Linked DNA regions of Homo sapiens: region 1 is linked to region 2. A link is a loop called in an ENCODE intact Hi-C map of the cell type or tissue named here. Cell type or tissue: PC-9. All regions are shown on one strand. Each heading gives the region's core, and the rest is flanking DNA. Links, peaks and the distances in the headings are about the cores only.

What was found. A loop is a pair of places that touch in the nucleus more often than their neighbours do. Peaks named below come from ENCODE experiments on the same cell type or tissue, not always from the same donor. Only the 100,000 strongest peaks of a DNase experiment are listed, where the experiment ranks them.
Region 1: it touches region 2 in a loop (8-fold over the local background); 3 of 110 quality-filtered maps call a loop at or near these places.

What each region holds. Positions count from the first base shown.
Region 1 is chr9:16,464,847-16,469,846 of GRCh38, forward strand. All of the region lies in intron 5 of BNC2 (basonuclin zinc finger protein 2), which reads right to left. Among named protein-coding and RNA genes, the nearest start is that of LINC03041, 190 kb to the left of the region's middle. In PC-9, for the core only: no CTCF peak of the experiment used is centred there; no DNase peak of the experiment used is centred there.
Region 2 is chr9:16,188,284-16,196,549 of GRCh38, forward strand. No RefSeq gene overlaps it. Among named protein-coding and RNA genes, the nearest start is that of LINC03041, 84 kb to the right of the region's middle. In PC-9, for the core only: a CTCF peak has its summit at 4,041 (motif pointing right); a DNase peak (open chromatin) is centred at 3,558; H3K27ac peaks cover 1,195 bases.

The sequences.
Region 1 (5,000 bases), core at 1-5,000, 280 kb after region 2:
TTCTTTCATAAGTCTTCCATCAAGATGGGTGATGTCTGTGACTGAACTATGATCTATATGCTTACACCTAAATAAATTAGGAAGTGATAGCTCCTCCTATGGCCTTTCCAATGCTAACTTAGCCCTCAGGATGATTCAGTGAATTCTAACACACGACTTTTAATCATTTCACTCTCTTGCCCAAAGTTCTGTAATGGCTCCCTGTCTTCCAGAAGAGTAGTCAACAGGCCCATGATCAGTTACAAAATATTAGCACACAGTGCCACTCTGGTATATTTACAGGAGTAAGATTGAAATGTGTTAATAAGGCCAGGCCTGGCGGCTCACGCCTGTAATCCCAACACTTTGAGAGGCTAAGGCAGGTGGATGATCTGAGGTCGGCAGTTCAAGACCAGCCTGGCCAACATGGCAAAACCCCATCTCTACTAAAAATACAAAAATTAGCCAGGTGTGGTGGCAGGCGCCTGTAGTCCCAGCTACTATGGAGGCTTAGGCATGAGAATCGCTTGAACCCAAAAGGCAGAGGTTGCAATGAGCTGAGATTGTGCAACTACACTGTAGCCTGGGCGACAGTGAGACTCCAACTCCAAAAAAAAAAAAAAAAAAGGGTTAATAACCGGTAGGGCCAGGCAACAAGGCAACAATCAATCTGAACAGATGCCAACATGCCATTACTGATTAGAACAAACACCAGCCATAAAAACAATTATTGGGTCACAATTGTATACTGGTTGACTATCACGTTCAAATTACATACACGTACTTACAATACTAATATTTAATGCCTTATAAATATATTACACATATAACATGAATATTATAAGACAAATTATAACAAGATAAGGAAAAAAATCAACAGAAATTCAACACTTTCTTAACATATCTCAATAAACTGCCTAAATTAGCTATCTAAAAAAAGTTCCACTTAGGAGATGACTGGTACAGAGTATGCAATTAAAATGCCTTCTTCTGGTTCTGGCCAGGGCATTCAGGCAGGAGAAGGAAATAAAGGGTATTCAATTAGGAAAAGAGGAAGTCAAATTGTCCCTGTTTGCAGACGACATGACTGTTTATCTAGAAAACCCCATCGTCTCAGCCCAAAATCTCCTTAAGCTGATAAGCAACTTCAGCAAAGTCTCAGGATACAAAATCAATGTACAAAAATCACAAGCATTCTTATACACCAACAACAGACAAACAGAGAGCCAAATCATGAGTGAACTCCCATTCACAATTGCTTCAAAGAGAATAAAATACCTAGGAATCCAACTTACAAGGGATGTGAAGGACCTCTTCAAGGAGAACTACAAACCACTGCTCAAGGAAATAAAAGAGGACACAAACAAATGGAAGAACATTCCATGCTCATGGGTAGGAAGAATCAATATCGTGAAAATGGCCATACTGCCCAAGGTAATTTACAGATTCAATGCCATCCCCATCAAGCTACCAATGACTTTCTTCACAGAATTGGAAAAAACTACTTTAAAGTTCATATGGAACCAAAAAAGAGCCCGCATCGCCAAGTCAATCCTAAGCCAAAAGAACAAAGCTGGAGGCATCACACTACCTGACTTCAAACTATACTACAAGGCTACAGTAACCAAAACAGCATGGTACTGGTACCAAAACAGAGATATAGATCAATGGAACAGAACAGAGCCCTCAGAAATAATGCCGCATATCTACAACTATCTGATCTTTGACAAACCTGAGAAAAACAAGCAATGGGGAAAGGATTCCCTATTTAATAAATGGTGCTGGGAAAACTGGCTAGCCATATGTAGAAAGCTGAAACTGGATCCCTTCCTTATACCTTATACAAAAATCAATTCAAGATGGATTAAAGATTTAAACGTTAGACCTAAAACCATAAAAACCCTAGAAGAAAACCTAGGCATTACCATTCAGGACATAGGCGTGGGCAAGGACTTCATGTCCAAAACACCAAAAGCAATGGCAACAAAAGCCAAAATTGACAAATGGGATCTAATTAAACTAAAGAGCTTCTGCACAGCAAAAGAAACTACCATCAGAGTGAACAGGCAACCTACAACATGGGAGAAAATTTTCGCAACCTACTCATCTGACAAAGGGCTAATATCCAGAATCTACAATGAACTCAAACAAATTTACAAGAAAAAAACAAACAACCCCATCAAAAAGTGGGCGAAGGACATGAACAGACACTTCTCAAAAGAAGACATTTATGCAGCCAAAAAACACATGAAGAAATGCTCATCATCACTGGCCATCAGAGAAATGCAAATCAAAACCACTATGAGATATCATCTCACACCAGTTAGAATGGCAATCATTAAAAAGTCAGGAAACAACAGGTGCTGGAGAGGATGTGGAGAAATAGGAACACTTTTACACTGTTGGTGGGACTGTAAACTAGTTCAACCATTGTGGAAGTCAGTGTGGCGATTCCTCAGGGATCTAGAACTAGAAATACCATTTGACCCAGCCATCCCATTACTGGGTATATACCCAAAGGACTATAAATCATGCTGCTATAGAGACACAGGCACACGTATGTTTATTGCGGCACTATTCACAATAGCAAAGACTTGGAACCAACCCAAATGTCCAACAATGATAGACTGGATTAAGAAAATGTGGCACATATACACCATGGAATACTATGCAGCCATAAAAAATGATGAGTTCATGTCCTTTGTAGGGACATGGATGAAATTGGAAACCATCATTCTCAGTAAACTATCGCAAGAACAAAAAACCAAACACCGCATATTCTCACTCATAGGTGGGAACTGAACAATGAGATCACATGGACACAGGAAGGGGAATATCACACTCTGGGGACTGTGGTGGGGTCGTGGGAGGGGGGAGGGATAGCATTGGGAGATATACCTAATGCTAGATGACACGTTAGTGGGTGCAGCGCACCAGCATGGCACATGTATACATATGTAACTAACCTGCACAATGTGCACATGTACCCTAAAACTTAGAGTATAATAAAAAAAAAAAATTAAAAAAAAAAAAATGCCATCTTCTGGATAACAAGGTCTCTCATGATCTGGTGCCTGACCAGGTTCTTATGCTTCAGAAATACTGATGCACAAAATCCTGGAACATGCTATCACTTCTTCCAATTCTATCCTTGAGTGGATGCTGTTCTGTTACTGTGTTCCTGAAAAACTCCTAATCTCATTTCTTTCTTTCTCTTTTTTTTTTTTTTTTTTTGAGACAGGTTCTCACCTGTCACCCAGGCTGGAGTGCAGTGGCACCAACATGGCTCACTGCAGCCTTGACCTCCTGGGCTCAAGTGATTTTCCTGCCTCGACCCTCCAAAGTGCTAGGATTATAGGCATGAGCCACCATGCCTGGCCCTACACTCATTTCTTGAGCATCACTTTGAATGCTACCTACCTCTTTTGCAAAGTCTTCCTTGACTGCCCAAGACACACTTAGAGACTCCTTTCGCTACTAGAGTTACAATAACAATAGCTAATATGTTTTGAACATTTGTTTTCCACCAAGTATTCTGCTAGGTATTTTATATGCAGTATCTTTATTTTTTTTTATTTTTTATTTTTTTGAGATGGAGTCTCGCTCTGTCACCAGGCTGGAGTACAGAGGCATGATCTCGGCTCACTGCAACCTCTGCCTCCCAGGTTCAAGCAACTCTCCCGCCTCAGCCTCCCGAATAGCTGGGACTACAGGCGTGCACCACCACGCCTGGCTACTTTTTGTATTTTTAGTAGAGACGAGGTTTCACCACGTTGGCCAGAATGGTCTTGATCTCTTGACCTCATGATCCCACCTCGGCCTCCCAAAGTGCTGGGATTACAGGTGTGAGCCACCACACCCGGACTATATGCAGTATCTTGAATAATTTCCCCAACAACCACCAGAAGGTAGGTACTATTATCATCTCCAAGCTGAGGTTTAAGAGGCTTAAAAGTGTTATTCAAGGTGACACAGCTAACAGAAGGCAGAGGAGGTATCTAGGCCCAAATGTGACACTGAGGTGCATACTCATATACCTCTAGTTGTCCATATCCCCAATAATACAAATATCACATAGCATTGCAATTGTCAGTTTGCATGACAACAGGGATAGTAACTTTTCACTCTTATATTCACAGAAAACTAATGAAAATGTTTGCTGAATGAATATATCTAGTTAAAATCTTGGATTTTAAAAATTAATTATGAGCTTTTCAGCTTATGTGCTATGGAACATTATACTTTATACCTGTGTGTGCTTTTTATATTTTAAACACTGCTAACAAACTAGGTACTGTATATGACTAAATTTTAGTTTATAAGGAGTAAAACTTGCTTTCACCTACAGCAATAAGCAGCTCAGAAAAAGTGAACATGCTCTCAAACAGTACTAATGATTTGATATGGTTTGGCTCTGTCCCCACCAAAATCTCAACTTGAGTAGTATCTCCCAGAATTCCCACATGTTGTAGGAAGGACCCGGGGGAGGTAACTGAATCATGGGGGCTGGTCTTTCCCATGCTGTTCTCGAGATAGTGATGAAGCCTCACGAGATTTGATGGGTTTTTCAGGGGTTTCTGCTTTTGCTTCTTCCTCATTTTTTCTCTTGCTGTCACTATGTAAGCAGTGGCTTTCGCCTCTCACCATGATTCTGAGGCCTCCTTAGCCATGGGGAACTGTAAGTCCAATTAAACCTCTTTTTGTTCCTAGTCTCTGGTATGTCTTTATCAGCAACATGAAAACAAACTAATACAGTAAATTGGTACCAGTAGAGTGGGGCGTTGCTGAAAAGACACCCGAAAATGTGAAAGCGACTTAGGAACTGGGTAACAGGCAGAGGCTGGAACAGTTTGGAGGGCTCAACAGACAGGAAAATGTGGAAGTTTGGAACTTCCTAGAGATGTGTTGAATGGCTTTGCCCAAAATGCTGATAGCAATATGGACAATAAAATTCAGATGACGTGGTCTCAGATGAAGATGAGGAACTTGAAGGGAACTGGAGCAAAGGTGACTTTTGTTAT
Region 2 (8,266 bases), core at 1,471-6,470:
CATTTGTCAATTTTGGCTTTGGTTGCCATTGCTTTTGGTGTTTTAGACATGAAGTCCTTGCCCAGGCCTATGTCCTGAATGGTATTTCCTAGGTTTTCTTCTAGGGTTTTTATGGTTTTAGGTCTAACATGTAAGTCTTTAATCCATCTTGAATTCATTTTTGTATAAGGTGTAAGGAAGGGATCCAGTTTCAGCTTTCTACATATGGCTAGCCAGTTTTCCCAGCACCATTTATTAAATAGGGAATCCTTGCCCCATTTCTTGTTTTTGTCAGGTTTGTCAAAGATCAGGTAGTTGTAGATATGCAGCATTATTTCTGAGGGCTCTGTTCTGTTCCATTGGTCTATATATCTGTTTTGGTACCAGTACCATGCTGTTTTTGTTACTGTAGCCTTGTGGTATGGTTTGAAGTCAGGTAGCGTGATGCCTCCAGCTTTGTTCTTTTGGCTTAGGATTGACTTGGCAATGCGGGCCCTGTTTTGGTTCCATGTGAACTTTAAAGTAGTTTTTTCCAACTCTATGAAGAAAGTCATTGGTAGCTTGATGGGGATAGCATTGAATCTATAAATCACCTTGGGCAGTATGGCCATTTTCACGATATTGATTCTTCCCACCCATGAGCATGGAATGTTCTTCCATTTGTTTGTGTCCTCTTTCATTTCATTGAGCAGTGGTTTGTAGTTCTCCTTGAAGAGGTCCTTCACATCCCTTGTAAGTTGGATTCCTAGGTATTTTATTCTCTTTGAAGCAATTGTGAATGGGAGTTCACTCATGATTTGGCTCTCTGTTTGTCCGTTGTTGGTGTATAAGAATGCTTGTGATTTTTGCACATTGATTTAATATTTCTATCAAGACTCACTATCAAGAAGGCACTGCAGATTTTGTGGGTTCTTAAAGTCCGTGTTGTAAAGATAAATTAGGTATATGAGGTTGAGGGGGAAAACCAGGGCAAAAAATGTTTTCCTGTGGAAACCACCAAGCTTGCTCTGGGGGTTGAGTGTGGATGTCAACTTAGGAAATCATGGGTCTTCCAGGTTATTCCTGGAATGAGAAGACCTTCAAAGAGCAACACAGGGCCATTCCAGAGGACAGATGCCACCACAGACACTGTCTTGGGCCTTCTCTGACCCAGAGCTAGAAAGGCATCTATGAAAAAATTTCCCTCCTAATCAAAACCAGCTGCTGAGTAGGGTCTATGTGCAGTTTCCAGGGGCATTGCTTCCTATAGGAGCACTGAAGTATCACTTGAATGCTAAACCTTACTAGAAATGTAACAAGATGAGAAAAGTTGCATTCATCAAAAGTACATGTGTAGATGGAATATTTCAATTAAATGTTCTTTGCAGTGGGTTGGGCTTTCACAATACTTGCATGTCTTTTCATCTTCAAAGGAAATCAGGTCTAGTTTGCTGCAGAGCTTTTGTTTATTTGAGTGGCATATGCAAATTTGAGGCAGAGCAGAATTGTTAGAAGAGCAAAGGAAAGACCTATCACTTTTCTTAACTGTCTTCTTTCTCTTTCCCTTACTCCTCCACAAAAATGTTGAACAGATATTTAAAGAAAATCAATATGGAGGCATGTTCCATTATTAGGCTTCCTACTAAGACCATCATGTCAGCATCTGGCTTTGTTCCTAATGCATTGATGGTTTAAAGCTCACTGGCCAACTTATCTTGTGACCCTAATCACCATGCTTTCTGCTATTGCACTGTTAATTATACTTCCATGAGAAAGTGGGAAAGAAAAAAGAAATAAGGAAGGGAATATAAAACAGTCAAGTATTCTACTTTTTGACAATTCTAACTTTTGAAAGAGGGGTAAAAATCAATGGAGAAGGTTGAAATGAATGTCTAAAATGAGGTTTAACACATGGGGGCCAGTTGGGGGGTGGGGGCGAGGGGAGGGAGAACATTGGGACAAATAGCTAATATATGCAGGGCTTAAAACCTAGATGACGGGTTGACAGGTGCAGCAAACCACCATGGCACACGTATACCTATGCAACAAATAGTTCTACACTTGTGTCCCAGAACTTGAAGTAAAATAAAAATACAAATGAGGTTTAAAAGTTGCCTATATCTGACTTTTAAAATCATGTACACTAAAAGGGATTTTCAAGAGGCTTTGCAGATGAGGAGGCATTGCAGATTTTCAAACTGACTGCAGGTCATGATGCTATTATAACATATAATAAAGCTAATCAATGAGGTACAGGAAAGGGTCCCTAAGACTGAAAAAGTATGAAGGATGTGTCTGGTCATCATGTCTTTTCCTTTCTCTTCCCTTTTTTTTTTTTTTTTTTTTTTTTTGAGACAGGGTCTCACTCTGTCACCCAGGCTGGAGTGCAGTGGTGCAATCCCAGCTCACTGCAGCCTTGACCTCCTGGGCTCAGGTGATCCTCTTACCTCAGTCTCCCTCATAGCTGTGACTACAGGTATGCACCACCACACCCGTCTGATTTCTGTATTTTTTTTAGAGATGGGGTTTCGCCATGTTGCCCAGGCTGGTTTCCAACACCTGGGCTCAAGTGATCCACCATCTCGGCCTCCCAGAGTGCTGGGATTCCAGGTGGGAGCCACTGTGCATGGCCCTGGTCATCATTTCTTTGTGTTCTCTTCTTCCTTTTACCTAATGAGAGATAGGGGAAGAGGACCCCAGGATTACTCAGGAAATAGCACAACCAGCCTGGGTTATGTACTTTTATTTGAGAGAGATTTATGTAGTGATTATTATATGTCAGATACTGTTCCAGCAGATTCTGAATACTAACCCATTTTATGACCATCACAACCCCATTAGGCAGGTACTGTTATTTCCATTTTATAGATGAGGCAACCAAGGCACACCACTAGTGCATGACAGCACTAGGGTGCATGCAGACAATCTGGCTCAGAATCCATGCTGTTAGCTACTAAGCCTGCCTGACCTCAGAGCTTTGCTCTTTAAATTTTTCCAGAAATCTTTACTGAAATCCCCGGTGATCTGCCTAAACTAATGAACGTACAGAGATCTGGTGCCAGTGGGAGCACAGAGACTTTGCTGTCTGGGAAGTGGTCCCTGGAAGGGCCTTCAGGATGGAACAATAGAGCAACAGAATGACTCCCAGAGGAAATTTCCCAAGTTTCACACAACTTGGGAGCAGAGGGAGGAAGGCGGGGAGGGTGAGTCTGTGGCTGGAAGATGCAGTCCATATGGGATTACATGAAGACATCTGTATATATGTGTTTGGAGGTCTGTGTACATGTGGTTCTGGTTGGGTGTCCCTGTGTGTGAAAGTGTTCATGCATTTATGTTTTAATACCCACCATATGCATGTGCGTGTGTGTGTGTGTGCATGTATGTGTTTGTATATACATCCATGGGCTTGTTAATATACATGAAAGGTGCAAGAATAGCCTCCTTGTAAAGTGACTTGGTTTCTGTCTTAGTGAATTCAAATTCACATCCAGGAATTCTAAAATCAACAATTTTTATTTTTCCTGAAAGGGCCATTATTTGCTTAGAAGTCCATAGGATGAGCAATACATTTGGCATTCTTCTCTTATCTTTAGTGAAGCTGAGGCCCAGTTGGAGACGAACACAGAGTCCCCTGGTATGCAGGCTCTCTGAGCCAGAGCCCATTCCTGTGGGCAGCCAGGACCTGTCCCTGGGGCTCATAGACATTAGCCATCCAGCTGTCAAATAGAGATATGGAAGGACCTTCCAGGTTCCATTTTTCCAAACCTTTAAATCTTAAGATCCCATCCAAGGCCAGCCCTGCTGACCCCAGCAACACTGTTTATTCAAGGGCTTTTCAGGGAGCCACTGCCTACACTGACAGGGACAAGGAGGCACAGCATAATTGCTATCTGTTGCTGCTGCTGCTGCTGCAGTTTTAGCACAAACTGTGAGCACGTCTGTGGGCATTTGTCTGTCTGCAGAGAGGTCAGTCCAGACTTCTCTCACCGGAAGGCGATGGCTGGAGTGCTATTCCTAAGGAAGCAAAGAACGAGGGGTGGAGAGAGTCGTCCCCGGAATTGCATGGCTTGGGGCTTGGTCCAGATTGCGTGGCGAGGAGGGTAAGCAGGCCCAGCAGAGGGCGCCACCGCGCTGGCTCTCTTCTCCCGCGCAGTGCAGGCAACGGGGCGGTGTTCAGGAAGGCCAAGGAAGGATAGATTCTCGATACTGTACCCCCACCCCACCCGCCTCTGCCTCCCTCCTTCTCCTATCTCTTCTCTCCTCCCTGCCCCCTCCCTCCCTTCCCACCTCTCTCTCAGTCTTTCTTTCTTTCCATCTCTAGCCCCTCACCCCCCTCCCCAACTTGAGCAGGTCACCCCAGGGAACCTCAAGTCTAGTAACTGAGTGTTAATTATGTCTGAGTGGATTCTGGAGAAAAAGAAAACCATATACTGTATCAGCAGAGAAATGGTTTCACTGTGAGGAAACTAATGATGCTTTTATCAGGAACAATATAAAGATTGCTTTTTTACTAGTGTGTGTCCCATAGGGTTCAGGGCTATGAGATATTTCTGTATCTGGCTTTAGGTTCCTCTGAGCTTTTACATAATCAAATCAATAGAGCCATGATTCACCCTCTGGCAACAACTGCTCCCTGCAAGTTTGCTGTTGCATCTTTAGTGGCGAAAGAGAAAATAAATAAATATATGGAAAGGAACTTATTATGAATCTGTAAAAACATTGATTTGTTTCGTCTTCAGTCTTCCTTTTTAATTGCTTTGCATACACATGTACACACACACTGTGAGGGTCTAGGTTCACAGCCGGTCAGAGAATGAGGTGGCTGACGATTGCCCAGGTATTTGCCATTGTCTGATGGGAAGAGATGGGTTCTGTTGAGCAGAATCAGAGGTGGAGATGTGCTGCTTGCCTGTCCTCCCGTGTCTTTTTCAGACATTTTATTCATCTTCTCTCCCATCCCTGTGAATTCCCTACATTCCAGGCATGATTTTGGTTCTTCCCTTTCTCTTTGAGTTATATTGTTTTTATCAGAAATTTCCCTCCCCTCTGCCTGGCAGAAATGATCACCCTTGGACCTACATCTGTCCCCAGCAGCATCAGTGAGGCCGCAGACTTCTCACCCTCCCCAGCCCCCATTCTAAGAACAGCTGGTTAGGACCTCAGTGAGAATACAATATGGGAGTGGGCAGGAGCAGAGAGAGCAGATCTCACCATTTACTCTGGAGACACATCTTTCCTTCTCATTTCTCCTATCCCCAAACCTCCGAGTTCACGGAAAGAGAGCACCAGGAATAACTCCTAAAGTCTTTCAGGACACAGGCAGTTTGCCACTCCTTTCCCTCCTTTCTTTAAGTAAATAAGCAAAGGCATCTTTCAGGCTAAAACATGGGGGAGGATTCAGTGTTGTGCTACTGTGTCATCTACTTTTCACAGGCAAATTTAGATGACCAGGGCCTCAAAACACAGGTGTTTCAGTGTCACTTGCTGCTTTGCATTGACAAAGTCAACCGATAAAATAGGTATGTTCAGCTGGGCTTGGAGAAATAAAAACAGGGACTCACTGGCAGTCCAGCTGGTCACAGAGACAGGGAAAGGTTGTTTTGTATTTTCTACTCCAGTCCCCAACTTAGAGGCCTTGTTCATAGATAGGCTTCATTCTTCCCATCCTTCAGAAGCAGAAAAACATTAGAAGTAATAACAGAGACGAGGCAGGAAAGAAAAGCCACTTATGTAATCAGGTGTGCTGGGACCTGGGGATGACAGTGTCACAAAAATAAAATGGCTCCCTAATGATGACAGAGTCTTATTACCAAAGCCATGCTCCTGTGACAGTGCTGCCAGGCTCCTCTGAGAGGACAGCAATGACAGAATTCTTTAAGGACCTACTTTGGGTAAATATTTGTCCCTAAAGAACATCATCTTTGAGGACCCTCAATCCTATAATCTGGGAGTCCCAGGCATTTGGACAGATGGGATCCAGCTTGGGTTTCAGGAAAGAAAGGGACTTTCATACAGCGCTGGGGACTGTGATACCAGCAACACAGTGTATTAGCATACAAACAATTGCAATGGTGGCCATTTATTGAATATCTACCTTGTACCAAAGACTATGCCGGGAGCTTTGTGCAGACTATTGCATTAAGTTAACTTTCACCCTCAAGACAGTATAGCAAAGAAAGGCTTATTATTCCCATAATTGGGACTTGAGACTCAAAAAGATTACATAATTTGCTCAAGGCCACGGAATTGGTACAAGATTGAGCGGGGTTCCAACTAAGTCTCTTTGAGCCTCACATCTCCGGTCTTCCTGCCATGCCAGCATCATAGAAAGTGTTGAAAACATGCTAAGTTAACCTTGAATGGATCCTGGACAACTTTATTTAAAAATTATATAATTATGTACTTTAAAAACGTATTCAAAATCTTATTGTTACCACATTAAACCATGGATATTATTCTTAGAAAAAGGCTATTCTTTGGCTTAAAAAAAGGGAATCGCTATAAATCAAGTAAGTAAATATATTGAGATGATAGGGAGGATGGATACAGTAAAAATTATGAAGGAGATGAACAGATGACTGGAGGTTGGGGGATGCCACAGCCGGCTGTGCTGCCTTGAAGGGCAGTGAGAATGTTGTTAGTAGCTGCCTAGAATGTTGTGTAGAGAAGGAGTCTGAGGCCCCATGCATTGTCTGTTAGTGACGTCTGCCATGGCGCACGGGGAAGCACTGGAGGTTGCTGGGGGTAACAGCAAATTGTGAGGTCTCCTCGCTCTCTTGAATCAAGCCCAACATGCTCCTTTTTCAGAGGAGGAGGAAGCCCAGAGAAATGAACTGAACTTTTCAAATGTCTCAAGGCAATGATTCTACAACCAGTTGCCTCTTTCTAAGAGGCCCAAACATTTACTCGTGGTTCCCAGTCAATATATTTTGTCTTTTGGGGAGTGGGGATCATGGTTTTTAATAATTTCACCCAGTTTAGATTCTTTCCAGTAGAAAGGCAGACCTGGATTAGAATCCTGCCTTATTCCACGTGTGCTACAGGAAGTAACCGTGTCCCTTTTAACCTCTGAAGTTTCTTCCTCTGTGTAGTGGAGTACGTCACCATCACAGTGCTGTTGTGAGGGTTGAATGAAATAAACCACCTAGAGCATTGATTATGAAATGCAAAGTCGAAGTTCAAGAAATGGTGCCTAATGTTGTCTCTTTCCCTTGTCTACAAAATGGATACTTGTTACAAGCCTACCAGGTGCCTCAACCTTTAACCAGTAGGGTTTTCACTACCATGAAACAAGGGGCAATTCCATGTTCGACACATGCTCGGGAGGCTCTGCTGACTCTCCCAGGCCTTCATGGCCATCATCGTTGGGCATGCAGCCCACCACCCTCCCAGCACAGACACACAGATCCCGACCACACACTCCCAACCAGAAATATCCAAAAATACACTAAGAAAAATCCAATAATACTTACTTGAGGTTCTTAAACTCTTTCTTTGGGGGTAGATAGATACAAGGCAGTAAACCAGCATAGGGAAAGAAAAATAGCAAAAAACAAACAAACCAAAAAAACACCTAATAAAAAAATCCCATAGGAAGGAAATGGAACCCCCCCCCACCCACCCCAAAATGGATCTAAACTGTGTGGTTGCCGGAGCTGCTTTCCTGAAAAGAGGGCCAGAAACTGAGAGCATGGAGCGCTTAGACTGGAATTGTTTTCTAAACAGAATTTTTTAGGGTATATTTTTCACATATATTACCCTTTCTCAAAATGCCCTGGCCAAAAGTAGTAAAAATGCTGTACTATTAAACTTAAGTTAGGGGCCTGTGTTGGCTGAGGGACCCAGCTGGGTTTCTTCTGGCAACCGGAGAAAGAAGGAGGCGGGAAAGTGCCACTGCGCCCTATTACCCTCAGGTGCCCATTTGGTGCCAACTGGGGGATGTTTGATTGAACTTGGCCCCTAGCTAAGAACAGTGGGGGTGGGAGTGGGGGAAAAGTAAGAGACAGTTTAAAAAATAATGAAGGGACATAGGTATGTTGAGAAGAAAAAAAGAAAGAAAAATCACATCTGCATATTTTCTGAATGAGCAAGAGAGGTTATGATTACAGCTTCATTTTGTGTTCCTTGTTAAAAAGAGGCAGGGCCTCCTAGGACTTGGCAGTGGGTGCCTAGAGGTATGGTAAGAAGAGGGTGGAGAATGGCCCAAGTTTTATTCAAAACAGTAGGTTTTAGCTAAAGCCAAGTTGGGCAAAAGAGACATGTTCACAAGTCATCACCAGTTGTGGCCAAAGAAAGGTCACTTTCCATC